Linked DNA regions of Homo sapiens: region 1 is linked to region 2. The links are chromatin loops, found by intact Hi-C in ENCODE. Cell type or tissue: psoas muscle. All regions are shown on one strand. Each heading gives the region's core, and the rest is flanking DNA. Links, peaks and the distances in the headings are about the cores only. Region 1 overlaps LIPT1 (lipoyltransferase 1). Region 2 overlaps TXNDC9 (thioredoxin domain containing 9).

Evidence for each region. Peaks named below come from ENCODE experiments on the same cell type or tissue, not always from the same donor. Only the 100,000 strongest peaks of a DNase experiment are listed, where the experiment ranks them.
Region 1: it touches region 2 in a loop (2.8-fold over the local background); 28 of 110 quality-filtered maps call a loop at or near these places.

Annotation. Positions count from the first base shown.
Region 1 is chr2:99,162,443-99,167,442 of GRCh38, reverse strand. It overlaps LIPT1 (lipoyltransferase 1), which reads right to left. Exons shown (of 2, transcript NM_145199.3): 2 at 4,306-5,000. The coding sequence ends at 4,364. It also overlaps a transcript of MITD1 not described here. Among named protein-coding and RNA genes, the nearest start is that of LIPT1, 10 kb to the right of the region's middle. In psoas muscle, for the core only: no CTCF peak of the experiment used is centred there; no DNase peak of the experiment used is centred there.
Region 2 is chr2:99,320,529-99,329,211 of GRCh38, reverse strand. TXNDC9 (thioredoxin domain containing 9) reads left to right here. Exons shown (of 5, transcript NM_005783.4): 3 at 1,559-1,677; 4 at 7,003-7,257. It overlaps LOC107985923 (a long non-coding RNA gene), which reads right to left. Exons shown (of 2, transcript XR_007087152.1): 2 at 7,429-8,086. Among named protein-coding and RNA genes, the nearest start is that of TXNDC9, 11 kb to the left of the region's middle. In psoas muscle, for the core only: no CTCF peak of the experiment used is centred there; no DNase peak of the experiment used is centred there; H3K27ac peaks cover 1,407 bases.

The DNA.
Region 1 (5,000 bases), core at 1-5,000, 160 kb after region 2:
GTTCTATCCCCAGATCTAATTAGAGCACCAGAAGCCTACCAGGTACAGCTTAAATATATCAAGAAATGTGTTAAGAACTATATGAACAACTATAAGCTTTATGGAGGGACATAAAAGAAAATTAGGGTAACTAGAAAGACAAATTGTATTCCTGAATGGGAAGACTTAATGTCAGTTCTCTCTAACTTAATTTATAAATTAAATGACAAAAGAGAGTAACACCAGGAGACTTGCTTGACCAGCTATAAAGACATAGCTACAATAATTTTCTTAAAAATGTATGGGCATAGGCATGGGCAAATAAATCAGTGGGATAGAATAAAAGAGTCCAGAAACACATTTGAAAGAGAGAAATTGTGTATGAATGAGTATTTAATATGTAATAAAGGTGACATTTTAAGTTAGTGGAGAAAGAGCTCAACAAATGGTTGGAAAAAATAACATTAAGGCCTCTGTCTTACTCCGCATAAAGAAATTTTTCTGTAATGATGTTGACACCATACAAAGAAATCTAAACGTATTACAGAGCTAATTAATGAAAAATTTATATATATATATATATATATATATATATATATATATATTTAAAACCCCACTTAATGAACTGAGTATAACAGAAAGCCCCAGAACTCTTAAGAGCAAAAGACTTGGTCATGTAAATATACAAAACTTGAGTAAAAGGAAACATAAGCTAAGTTAAAAAAATGAGAGATCAAATTTATAAAATTAGAGTCAGTATTCCTAATATATAAGGATGATGGCCAGATTTTTAGCAGTGACCTTGATCTGACCTCCTTTAGCCTCCACAAGGACTTGGGCCTTAGAGCAATCTCTCCTGCTGTACTGCATCATTCCTATTAGTACACACATCTCGAGCCAGATGCCACCCTATTTTTTCATTCTTCATGAAAAATTTCTTCAAAGAGTGTTCTCTGTATGTTTTTTTTTTTTTTTTTCTTATTTCCTCACCACCTATTTGCTTTAACTCACTTCAGTCTGGCGACTGCCCCAGGTACTCCACTGAAATCGTTTTTGCTAAGGTCAACAGTGATCTCTGTACTACCATATTCAATGGGCACTTTTAAACTCTCGTACTATGTGACCTTTCAGAAGCATTTGACCCAGTTGGCTACTCCCTTCTTGAAACTCTTGACTTTCATGAAACACACTCTCTTCCTCCATTCTTCTTACATTTTAAATACCGAAGTTCTCCCAAGCTAGGTACTAGGTAGTAACCTCTTTTTTTTTTTTTTAATTCACACTCTTTCCCTAAGTGATTACATGGTTAAGTGTTCTTAGTAAAAAACAACAAAAACTGCTCCTACCTGATATAAGCAAAAAAGGGGTTTATTATAAGAATAGTAGGTAGTTGAGCTATAGACTGAGACACAGAGGTTTTGGAGTGAAAAATCACATCTAGAATCACTACCCAGAACTAATCAGATGACACCCCTGCTGACACTGATGCAAGGGCTGGATGCAGTAGCCTACACCACTGATATCACTGGCTTGGAAACTATCACGCTAGCCTCACTGCCTTCATTACCCCAGAAATTCAGGCCCCTGTCGCTACTTCCAGAGAAGGGTTCTCATCATTCCAGATGTTCTGCATCACTAGTGTCTAATTCAAAATATGGAGCAGTTGCATCTGATTGGCACAGCTTAAGTCATGTGCCCACGTCTGAGCTTCAAGGAAGGCCAGCAAAGAGTATAGTAAACTTTTGTTTCCATAGAAGGAAGTAGGCTCTACCTCCTACCAGGTGGAGAAGTCCGCAAACATATAAGGGGACCCAGATGCTGAATATTTAATAGTTTAAAATTTAAACTTTAGATGAATTATAAAAGTCTAAAATTATTCATTCTCATGACTTAAAATACTATTTATATGCGGTCAGCCCTCAAATTTATAAATTAAGCCAAGACTTCTCCTTGGAGTTATTCAACTGCCTGTATGACATCTCAGAAGCACACAAACATTTCAAATATAATACACCCCAACCTAACTTTTGATATACACTGCCCTACTCCCCATGTATACTCCCATCCATCCAATCTCATAAGAAATCTAGGAGTAAAGGCCAGGTGCAGTGGCTCACACCTGTAATCTCAGGACTCTGGGAGGCTGAGGCAGGCAGATCACCTGAGGTCAGGAGTTCAAGAACAGCCTGGCCAACATAGTGAAACCTGTCTGCACTCAAAATACAAAAATTAGCCAGGCGTGGTGGTGCAAGCCTGTAGTTCCAGCTACTTGGGAGGCTGAGACAGGAAGATCACTTGAACCCACTAGGCAGCAGTTGCAGTGAGCTGAGATCATACCTCTGTATTCCAGCCTAGGTGACAGAATGAGACTCTGTCTCAAAAAAATAAGACTATATATATATGTGTGTGTGTGTGTGTGTGTGTGTGTGTGTGTGTGTGTGTGTATGCCATTTTGACTCCTCTCTCATCCCCATATGCAAACATTCAGAAAGTTCTGGGGAAACCACTGCAAAACATACCTTGAGTCCATATGTTTCAGGGGTTACTTGGTCAAATTTCCAATTTGGAACTCGAAGCCCTTAACACCCTTTGCCTGATGATATCCTCTCTCTGGAGAAACATGGTATTACTGCACCAAAGCACATCATATCAGGATTTTTAACCTTTCTCAAAAAATAATTTTCATAGGTGGTAACAAGTGTGAAATGTTCATGAGTAATCTCTTCAAAGTTGTGTTTACTTGGTATTTAATATTGCTTTTAAATAACAAAAGGACCTGCCCATTAAACCTGCTAAACTGCCAATCATGTTTGTCCCAAGAACACCTTGAAAAATAAAATCACTCACCCTACCCCCAGTCTGAGATAATCAATTGTAGGCAAAACCCTGTGTCCATGCCTGCTCTTCCTAAAAATAAAAAAAGGATGGGGCCTGGAACTACTGAGATATATTAAAAGAAAATAACTCATAAACAGAGGGAGCTGGGCATGGTGTTGAGCATCTGTAGTTCCGGCTACTCCAGAACCTGAGGCAACAGGATCACTTGAGCCCAGTTCAAGGCTGTAGTGACCTATGAGCATGCCACTGCACTCCAGCCTGGGTGAGGGTAAGACCCTGTCTTGAAAGAAGAGAAAGGGAGTGGAGAGGGGAGGAGGGGGGCCATGGGGGCTGGAGGGACTCATTTCTGAAGGCCTCAACTCTCACCAAATTATGAATCAAGGTTTGTGACAAGGTAAGAGTAGTGAAATTCTGAGCTTGAGAAGAGTGGAAACATTCCCCTTAAGAATGAGGGGAACTCAACCAGAGATGAATTAAATCTGACACCAGCAGAAAGATACATAAGTTGAAAATTATAAATATCAAATTGGGCTAATCTTCAATGATTATATGATCTTTCCCCCCAGCATCACCTGCCAAAAAGAGTAGAAAATCAATTGTTTAGACTAAAATTAAAAAGTGGCTATGGTAGAAGGTCAAAGGAGAGAAGCAAATGAGAATACTGGTAAGAAAGTAAAGCATAAAGTAAATTTCAGGCTGGGATAGAAGGGAAATGATGCAAGGAGAGATTAGGGAAGGGTTAAGAGCTTAGAAAAGTGCAACAGCCTTGATTTTTAGTGGGAGAGTAGAAAGATAAGAAAATATAACTAAAAGGGAGAATTTTAGAGTTTGAGATATGAGGAGAGGTGGCAAGAAATCTGGGTTATATCTCCGAGAGATAAGAAAAACAGAGAACTAAGTCTGAGGTCAGAGTGTCCAATATTATATATAGCCCCAAGAGAGTAAAAGCAGCAGCAGCTGAAATATAAATACATGCCAGGTATTAAAATCAATGAACAGACAGGGCATGGTGGCTCACACCTGTAATCCCAGCACTTTGGGAGGCTGAGGTCGGCGGATCACTTGAGGCCAAGAGTTTGAGACCAGCCTGGCCAACACAGTGAAACCCTGTCTCTATTAAAAATAGAAAAAATTAGCTGGGCATGGTGACAAAACCCTGTAGTCCCACTACTCGGGAGGCTGAGGCATGAGGATCACTTGAACTCAGGAGGTAAAGGTTGCAGTGGGCCAAGATCGCACCACTGCACTCCAGCCTGGGTGAGAGTGAGTCTCTGTCTCAAAATAAATAAATGAAATAAATAAAATAAAATAAATGAAGGAAGAAAGAGAAGAAAGAGGATCCTAGAGGTCAGAAGAAATACACAGATAGGGATAGGTGATAAAGAATTTCAGATGGGGAGAAGTTACTGAAAGAGACTAGGTTGTTGTGTTTTGTTTTTTTTTTTTGACGTTACTAAAAGAGACTAGGTTTTTTTTTGACATACAATGTGCAAGTATGAGACATTTTATTTTCTAATTGAAACTGTATTAAGACATTTACTTGGAATCACATTATTCCCTTAATTTTTTCACAGAGAATATTCCATTTACTGTTTAGTTTGTGGTCTTGTGGACATGTTCTAAGTAATATATTTGTTAGCATGGTAGTTTCAGTTGGGCAAAACTTACTGCCAATAAGACTTGAATTTAATTTGTCACGTATTTCCAATGGCAACCAATGATCAGGTGCTTCAATATTACAAATTTCAATTCTTCCATTCTTTATGTCTATGAATACTTTAATTTCCAAGTGTGACTGTTCATATAACACATGAAAGGAAGTATTTATACTAAACTTTGGAGTTTTGCCATATATCCACTCCCAAGTTTGCAGTTCTTTGGCTTTGCTATTTATTCCAGGAAACAGTGTCTCATCCGTTGGGTTTATTAGGTGAATGTGATTATCAATTTGATGATAAGCAGCATACTCTGTAGCAACAGCATTCATTAGTACTTCACAGGTCAGAGTGGGATCCTTTTCCAAAAGATTTTTCACTAAGGAAGGTATGCTAGCAGTGGCATTGCTCCTGATCCCTTGGTAAGGGCTCTTTAGCAAAGAAGACAAGAACGTCCCATCAGTACTACATAATAAAGTGCAATGGTGATAGGCAGTAGTCCGGCCGATCTTAGAAGCTGTTCCTGAG
Region 2 (8,683 bases), core at 1,850-6,849:
TAATCTTTATCCAAGCTGGAATCCACAGACCAGAATTATGGATATATTGCAGTTCAGTGTGAGATGACCTTTCTAACAATTAGTGCAGGTATAGAGACTTTTTAAGCATTTATAAAGTGGTTATCAAAAGCAGACAGGGCTCTTGAGCTTCAGAGCTGCAGTATCCTCCTTTTCTCCCCAAGACGAATTGGGTTTATCTCATAAGCATTATTTTTATTTTTATTTATTTTTGAGACAGAGTCTCACTCTGTTGCCCAGGCAGTGGCGTGATCTCAGCTCACTGCAACCTCTGCCTCCTGGGTTCAAGCAATTCTCCTGCCTCAGCCTCCCAAGTAGCTGGGATTACAGGCGCCTACCACCACAGCTAGGTAATTTCTTGTATTTTTTTTTTTTTTTTAAGTAGAGACGGGGTTTCACCATGTTGGCGAGGCTAGTCTGGAACTCCTGACCTCAGGTGATCCAGCCGCCTCAGCCTCCCAAGGTGCTGGGATTACAGGCATCAGCCACTGCACCCAGCCTCATGAGCATTATTTTTAAAAGACTTGTAGTAACTTGGATCAAATGCTTCTGGTTTTAGTAGTTTAAGAGTACATGGATAGAGTTAAGTGGATATTTACATTCTGAGTCTCTCAAGTCTAAATTTTTATTTTGAAAGTTCTGAGAAAATAGATGTTTTAAGCTACAAAGACAGGTAATTGTCTTGAACCCAGGCCATGCTGTGGAGACGTTCACTGTCCGTAGACTAGTTTTGCATTGACAGTAGAAACAGGAAAGTAAATTGCTAAAAAACATTCATTTTTCTTTGACTTCAGCCAGGCACAGTGGCTCATGCCTATAACCCCAGCACTTTTGGAGGACAAGGTGGGAGGATTGCTTGAACCGAGGAGTTTGACACCAGCCTGGGCGATATAGTAAAAACCCCGTCTCTACCAAAAAAAAAAAAAAAAAATGCCAGGCGTGGTGTGGCATGCGCCAGTGGTCCCAATTCCTTGGGAGACTGACGTAGGAGGATCTCTTGAGCCCAGGAGGTTTGAGGCTGCAGTGAGCTATGATCATGCCACCACACTCCATCCTGGGCAACTTTAGCAAGACCCATTCTCAAAAAAAAAATAAATAAATAACACTTTTGGGCCGGGCGCGGTGGCTCACACCTATAATCCCAGCACTTTGGGAAGCCGAGGCAGGCGGATCACAAGGTCAAGAGATCGAGACCATCCTGGCCAACATGGTGAAAACCCATCTCTGCTAAAAATACAAAAAGTAGCTGGACATACTGGTGCCCGCCTGTAGTCCCAGCTACTCGGGAGGCTGAAGCAGGAGAATTGCTTGAACCCAGGAGGCGGAGGTTGCAGTGAGCCAAGATCGCGCCACTGCCCTCCAGCCTGGTGACAGAGCAAGACTCCGTCTCAAAAAAAAAAAACAAAAACAAACAAAAAAAAAACTTTTTTTTTTAATTGACTTCATTACAAAATACGATGGTGATTTGGACACTTAAAATGTCAAGTGGTTCTGAAAGAGATATCTCACATGTGTAATGTTTTGCCTCTCTCCAAATTAGGAATGGCTTTCTAAAGGACATGGGGAATACAGAGAAATCCCTAGTGAAAGAGACTTTTTTCAAGAAGTCAAGGAGAGTGAAAATGTGGTTTGCCATTTCTACAGAGACTCCACATTCAGGTAACTTTGTTTCCATCTGTGACTTTTTCTAAAAAAACACAGTGAATTGTTTGGCTGGAGATATACTGGCTTACTAGAGAAATGAAGAAAACTAAAAGAAAAAACTTCCTAAGTTGTTTCATTGTACTCTCTCATATGTTATTTAGTATTAAGTTAAGCAGGCAGGGGCCCAGTGACTCAAGCCTGCAATCTCAGCACTTTGGGAGGCCAAGTGGGGGGTGGATCACTTGAGGTCAGGAGTTCAAGACCAGCCTGGCCAACATGGCGAAACCCTGCCTCTACTAAAACTACAAAATTAGCCGGGTGTGGTGGCAGGTACCTGTAGTCTCAGCTACTGGGGAGGCTGAGGTGGGAGAATTGCTTGAACCCAGGAGACAGAGGTTGCAGTGAGCGGAGATCGCGACACTGCACTTCAGCTCGAGCGATAGAGTGAGACTCCATCTCAAAAAAGAAAGAAAAAAAAAGTTAATTGTTATTTTAAAGAGTAACTTAAAGAACAGTTACATGCAAAAGTATAAATGAATATTACTGAAAGTCAATATTCCCATATAAATGGCTTATATTTTTGAATTGTATTTTCACTAGCTAACTAAAAACATCTTAGAAATGTACACTTAAAATTCTTATCACCATGACAGTAATTATTTCCCTCTAGTATTGTGATGTAGCCATGATATTGGGAACGGGCAACAGCTGTTGAGAGTCAGTGTTCCTTCAGTTCCTCCTTGAAGGAACTAGCAACTGTGGTGGGGAGATGGTGGCTTGGCCAAACCTTTCACCAGAGCAGAGTTGGGACTGCCAGTCTTGGCTAGAAGGAGAAGTGATTTTTCTTAGACCACCCTAGGTCTCCAAATTTCTCTAAGGAAGCAGATCTCTTATAAAATGTTAATACCTCCTCAGAAGAGGTCACATCGTAAACCAAAGGACCCAAGCCTTTGTGGTTTTTTGTGCACAGATTTGATTAGTTGCCAACACTTAAAAATCGAGAGATAACTCCTTTTGAAAATATCCACACTTAGAATTTTTCTTTAAAAAATCAGAAAACTTGCTAATAGCATAGCTGGAACTATGATGGCAGTCATCTGCTGACTGGCACCTGCCTACCCAGGACAGACAAGCACTGTGCTCTAGAGTCTCTGGCACTCACTGTGGTTTCAGCCCTGCTCTCTTTCTCATTTCTGTGGCCTTCTTGCCCCTTTGTCTTGATCTCACAACCCAACAGCTTCATTGTTAGTTAACACCTTTCAAGAATTGATTGCCTGGTATTCATTGACTAAGAGAATAAAAATGAAACAAAATATTGAGATGGTGAAATCCCTTGTGAGGAACAGTGAGAGAAGGGATTAGGCAGGTAGAAAGGTATCAGAGAAACCTCTGCCCTTATGGTACACAACCATCTCGCATTGGCACACATTCCTCAAGTTGCCAACCTCTGACAAATATGATGAGGTGATATATAAATATACTAGTATGTAAAATATTATTTGTCCACTTGTTTTTTTTTTGTTGTTTTTTTTTGTTTTTGAGACAGAGTCTTACACTGTCACCCAGGCTAGAGTGCAATGGCAGGATCTTGGCTCACTCCAACCTCCACCTCCCGGGTTCAAGTGATTCTCCTGCCTCAGCCTCCCGAGTAGCCAGGGCTACAGTCACCCACCACTACACCCGGCTAACTTTTGTCTTTTTAGTAGAGACAGGGTTTCTCCAGATTGGCCAGGCTGGTCTCAAACTCTTGACCTCAGGTGAACCACCCACCTTGGCCTCCCAAAGTGTTGGGATTACAAGTATGAGCCACGGCACCCGGCCTCACTTGTTTTTTTTATGTCTTTCCCAACTAGATTGTTCGTTTTGTAGAGGCAGCGCATTTGCCTGTATTGTGACCTACTGTTCTCTGGGATCATAGCCCTAAAGCAACTGCCTGACGCATAGTAGGTGGTCAATAAATACATTTGATGGTGTATAAACAGTGCATCACCAGGAGTACTCACCTTCAAACAGAACTGAAAAATCAAAATCATCCAGTGAACTTTATATATTAGCAAAGTTCCTAGCACATAGTAGGCAGGATGCTTTCATGTATATTATCCCTAGAACATTCACAATAATCTTCAGAGGCACTTATTATTATTCCTGTATTTCATGTATGGAAACCAAGATTTGGAGAAATTGACTCACCTAGTATCACTCAGATACTAAATGATAAAAAAAAGAGAGAGATTGGAACCCATGTTTTAAGCCTATTGCTATTTTTTTAATTTTTAACTTTTGTGGGTAGTAGTAGGTAAATATGGGGTACATGAGATATTTTAACACAGGCATGCAGTGTTTAATAATCACATCAGGGTAAATGGAATATCCATCACCTCAAGCTTTTATCCTTTGTGTTATAAACAATCTAATTATGCTCTTTTAGTTATTTTTAAACATACGTAAAGGCCTATAGCTATTTATACCATGACTGTTGTTTTGGATTTTTAAAAATTGATTGACGGGTTGGGCGCCATGGCTCATGCCTGTAATCCCAGTACTTTGGGAGGCTGAGGCAGGTGGATCATGAGGTCAGGAGATCAAGGCCATCCTGGCCAACATGGTGAAAACCCATCTCTACTAAAATACAAAAAGTTAGCTGGGCATGGTGGCTCGTGCCTGTAGTCCCAGTTGTGCAGGAGGCTGAGGCAGGGGAATTGCTTGAACCTGGGAGGCGGAGGTTGCATTGAGCTGAGATCGTGCCACTGCACTCCAGCCTGGCAACAGAGCAAGACACTCTGTCTTGCTCTTTAAATACAAATTAAAATTAGCCAGGCAATGGTGCGGGTGCCTGTAATCCTAGCTTCTTAGGAGGCTGAGCCAGGAGAATTGCTTGAACCCAGGAGGTGGAGGTTGCAGTGAGCAGAGGTCGTGCCACTGCACTCTAGCCTGGGCGACAGAGCGAGACTCCATCTCAAAAAAAAAATACGTTCCTTACTGCAGTTAAAGTATGGAGTTGATTTATTTACAAATTTTCAGGAACATATTTCTCATATAAAGGTTGATTTATCATTTGTTTTGAGCTTTATTTAAAAACCATTTATTAATTTGTTCTCTCTTACCATTTTTCACTGAAATCTCGTTACTGAACTACATGAGTAACATATGAAAAAACATATCCGGGGAAAAAGTGATGAGGCACCAAGGTTACACATAACTTATGTTAGAGCCAAACTTAGTTCAGGAAAAACTACATCAAGTGCACAAAAAGCTTACTGGTAAAAATAACCATGAAGTATTTTGTGTGTGAGTCATCTAGAGGTAGTTCTCAAGCTTTATTTGAGCATAAGAACAGCTGTATGTTTCCCAACTCCACTGCCAGAGAATTTTGATTCATCTGGATATTTTAAAAGTTGACGGCAGGCTGGGTGTGGTAGCTCACACCTCTAATCCCAGCACTTTGGGAGGCTGAGGCAGGTGGATTGCTTGAGGTCAGCAGTTCAAGACCAGCCTAGTCAACATGGTGAAACCCCATCGCTACTAAAAATACAAAAATTAGCCGGGCGTGGTGGCAGGTGCCTGTAATCCCAGCTACTCGGGAGGCTGAGGAAGGAGAATCGATTGAACCCAGGAGGCAGAGATTACAGTGAGCCGAGATCGCGCCACTGCACTGCAGCCTGGGTGACAGAGTGAGAGTCCAACTCAAAAAAGATGAATAAATAAAAGTTGATCATAATGAACACCTGGGGTTAAGAACCACCGGTCTAAAAGATTGTTACAATAGTCTGTTTTAGAAACACTCGTGAATTGGCCAGTTGAAAATGAATTTTTTGAGACAGAGTCTTACTCTGTCGCCTAGCCTGGAGTGCAGTGGTGTAATCTTAGCTCACTGTAACCCCCACCTCCCAGGTTCAAGTGATTCTCGTGCCTCAGCCTCCTGTGTAGCTGGGATTTCAGGTGCCCATCATGACGCCCAGCTAATTTTTGTATTTTTAGTAGAGATGGGGTTTCACCATATTGACCAGGCTGGTCTTGAACTCTTGGCCTCAAGTGATCTGCCCGCCTCAGCCTCCCAAAGTGTTGGGATTACAGGCGTGAGCCACTGCATCAGGCCAGAAAATAAATTTTAATGTAAAGAAGATGTCACTTTTTTTGTTTGTTGAGATGGAGTCTCACTATGTTGCCCAGGTTGGAGTACAACGGCACAGTTTCGGCTCACTGCAGCCTCCACCTCCCAGGTTCAAGTGATTCTCCTGCCTCAGCCTCCCAAGTAGCTGGGACTACAGGCATGCACCACCACACCCAGCTAATTTTTGTATTTTTAGTAGAGACAGGGTTTCACCGTGTTGGCTAAGCTGGTCTCAAACTACTGACTTCAAGTGATCCGCCTGCCTCAGCCTCCCAAAGTGCCAAGATTACAGATGTGAGCCACCGCACCTGGCCAAGAAAATCTCACTTCTGTTTCCGTCTTCATTGGAAGATGGCTTAATAAAAGTTACTACTGGTAGGCTGGGTGCAGTGGCTCACGCTTGTAATCCTAGCACTTCGGGAGGCCGAGGCAGGCGGATCACAAGGTCAGGAGATCAAGACCATCCTGGCTAACACAGTGAAACCCCGTCTCTACTAAAAATACAAAAAATTAGCCGGGCATGGTGGCAGGCGCCTGTAGTCCCAGCTACTTGGGAGGCTGAGGCAGGAGAATGGCATGAACCAGGGAGGCGGAGCTTGCAGTGAGCCGAGCTTGTGCCACTGCACTCCAGCCTGGGGGACAGGGCAATACGCCACCTCCAAAAAAATAAAAAATAAAAAAGTTACTACTGGTATTTTTTAATTTCCTAGAAGCATAATGGCCACATTTATTTAAATATTATTAGTAACCCTTAGCCTTAATGTGCTTCTTACTGACAGCGTTGCATATTTAGGAGTAAGAAGTTTTTCCTCGGTAATGCTGTTCAGTTTTTCTTCATGACTTCCAAATATGGCACCATGTGTGCACTTCTGATTCTTGTAAGTCTCTTCCGAGTTTTGTCAAGTTTCAGTTTGTTCCTCTTCAAGTTTCCTGTGTAGGAGATAGGACAACTTCCTTTATGACTTAAAGCATATATTTAATATTTTAAAAGAGAATATCATTAATGCAAATCTGACTTTCTAGAATCTTATAGGCTGTTTTCCCATCTCGTAATCAGGCAGCTAACCTCTGATCTGGAAGTGAGGTCATCTGACACAAGTTTAAGTTGGCTGCCATGTTATGAGAGTCAACAGAAAAACTACATAATTAGATTTCCCTTGATGATATTTATTTTGAAAAAAGCGATCTGTGGTTTTAGCTTATAATTTTCTATGTGTGGTCACTTACAGGTGTAAAATACTAGACAGACATCTGGCAATATTGTCCAAGAAACACCTCGAGACCAAATTTTTGAAGCTGAATGTGGAAAAAGCACCTTTCCTTTGTGAGAGACTGCATATCAAAGTCATTCCCACACTAGCACTGCTAAAAGATGGGAAAACACAAGATTATGTTGTTGGGTTTACTGACCTAGGAAATACAGATGACTTCACCACAGAAACTTTAGAATGGAGGCTCGGTTCTTCTGACATTCTTAATTACAGGTAACTTTTAACAAAAGAAGAGATTGATTTTAATTCATATATAGTTGATATTTTTACAAAAGATTTTTGTATTGTAACATTTATTTTATGAAATTAAGGCATTTTGGCTGAGATGTGGAAAGTTTCTCAAAGGAAAAGCATGTTTTTTTGAAGTGTGTAATATTAGCGTGATTTTACGGCAAAATCAGATTTACAGATTAAACTGATTTAATAGGTAAAACTGAGTCTCACCGTACTCCTGACTATAAAAGTTTTCAGCTTAACGTATACTATTGACACTAATTTTGTATTAATCTGGAAACTTAAAATGGCAATCCAGTGTTGACTATTCCCCAATTTAAGCCAGATTGCTCAAATGAATTCTGACTTAAGTGATTCTCTTTGATAAAATAAAAATTAAAAGCAGACTCTTGCAAAGAAAGTTATATTTTAAAATACTAGATTTTTAACATGGATATTTCTGTTTTACTTATAGAGGCTGATGAATAGAAAAAGGTTTCTATGCCTAGCTTACATTGCTTGCTATGAAGAACAGTTTTAGTTTGAAAACAATCTAAAATCCAACTTCCATTTCTTTGTCCACTTCTTCAGACAAATAATTTATCTAATTCCACAAATCAGAGCATATCATCTTGTCTTTTTTGCCTTTTCTTGATTTGCAAAAGTAACAGGTAAAATTGTGCACTTACCATTCCAGAGTCATGGTGCCTTTCAGGAAGTAGAAGGTTCTCTCACGTTTTTCTTTCTCCCCCATTTCCCTCCCGTCTTTTCTCTGACTCTCCTAGACATGCCGAAATCATTCCTATGTTGTAGAAATTGGTTTCATTTCCTTAATATTAACATAAAATATTAATATTTATTAAATAAAGTTATATATTTTGAAGTAATTTTAAGCCTTAAACAAATTGCAGCCGGGTGGGGCACTTGTGTAATCTCAGAAGATTACAGACTTTGAGAGGCTGAGGTGGGAGAATCAGTTGAGGCCAGGAGTTTGAGACCAATTTGGGCAACATATAGTGAGATGAGACCTCGTCTCTACAAAAAACTAGTAGAAACAACCCCCTGCAGACTAGTACAACGAATCCTCATTGACCCTTTGCCCATATTACCCAATTTTAAACATTTTATATTTGTTTTATCATTGTCTTTATAGATACTATGAAGTATTTTGGGAACCATTTGAGTGGAAATTGTGAATACAGTGTCCCTTTACTCCTAAAGACTTCCATATATATTTTCTAAGAACAAGAACATTTTCTTACGTAGCGACAGTACAATTATTGAAACAGGAATTATTGTGTAATTTACCGCTCTTATTTCAAGTTTTCTCATTGTCCCAATAATTGTCCTTCATACCAAAAATGCAGCACATTTAGTTATTACGTCTTTAGTTACCATTGTTATTCTTTGGTTCTTAAGACTGATG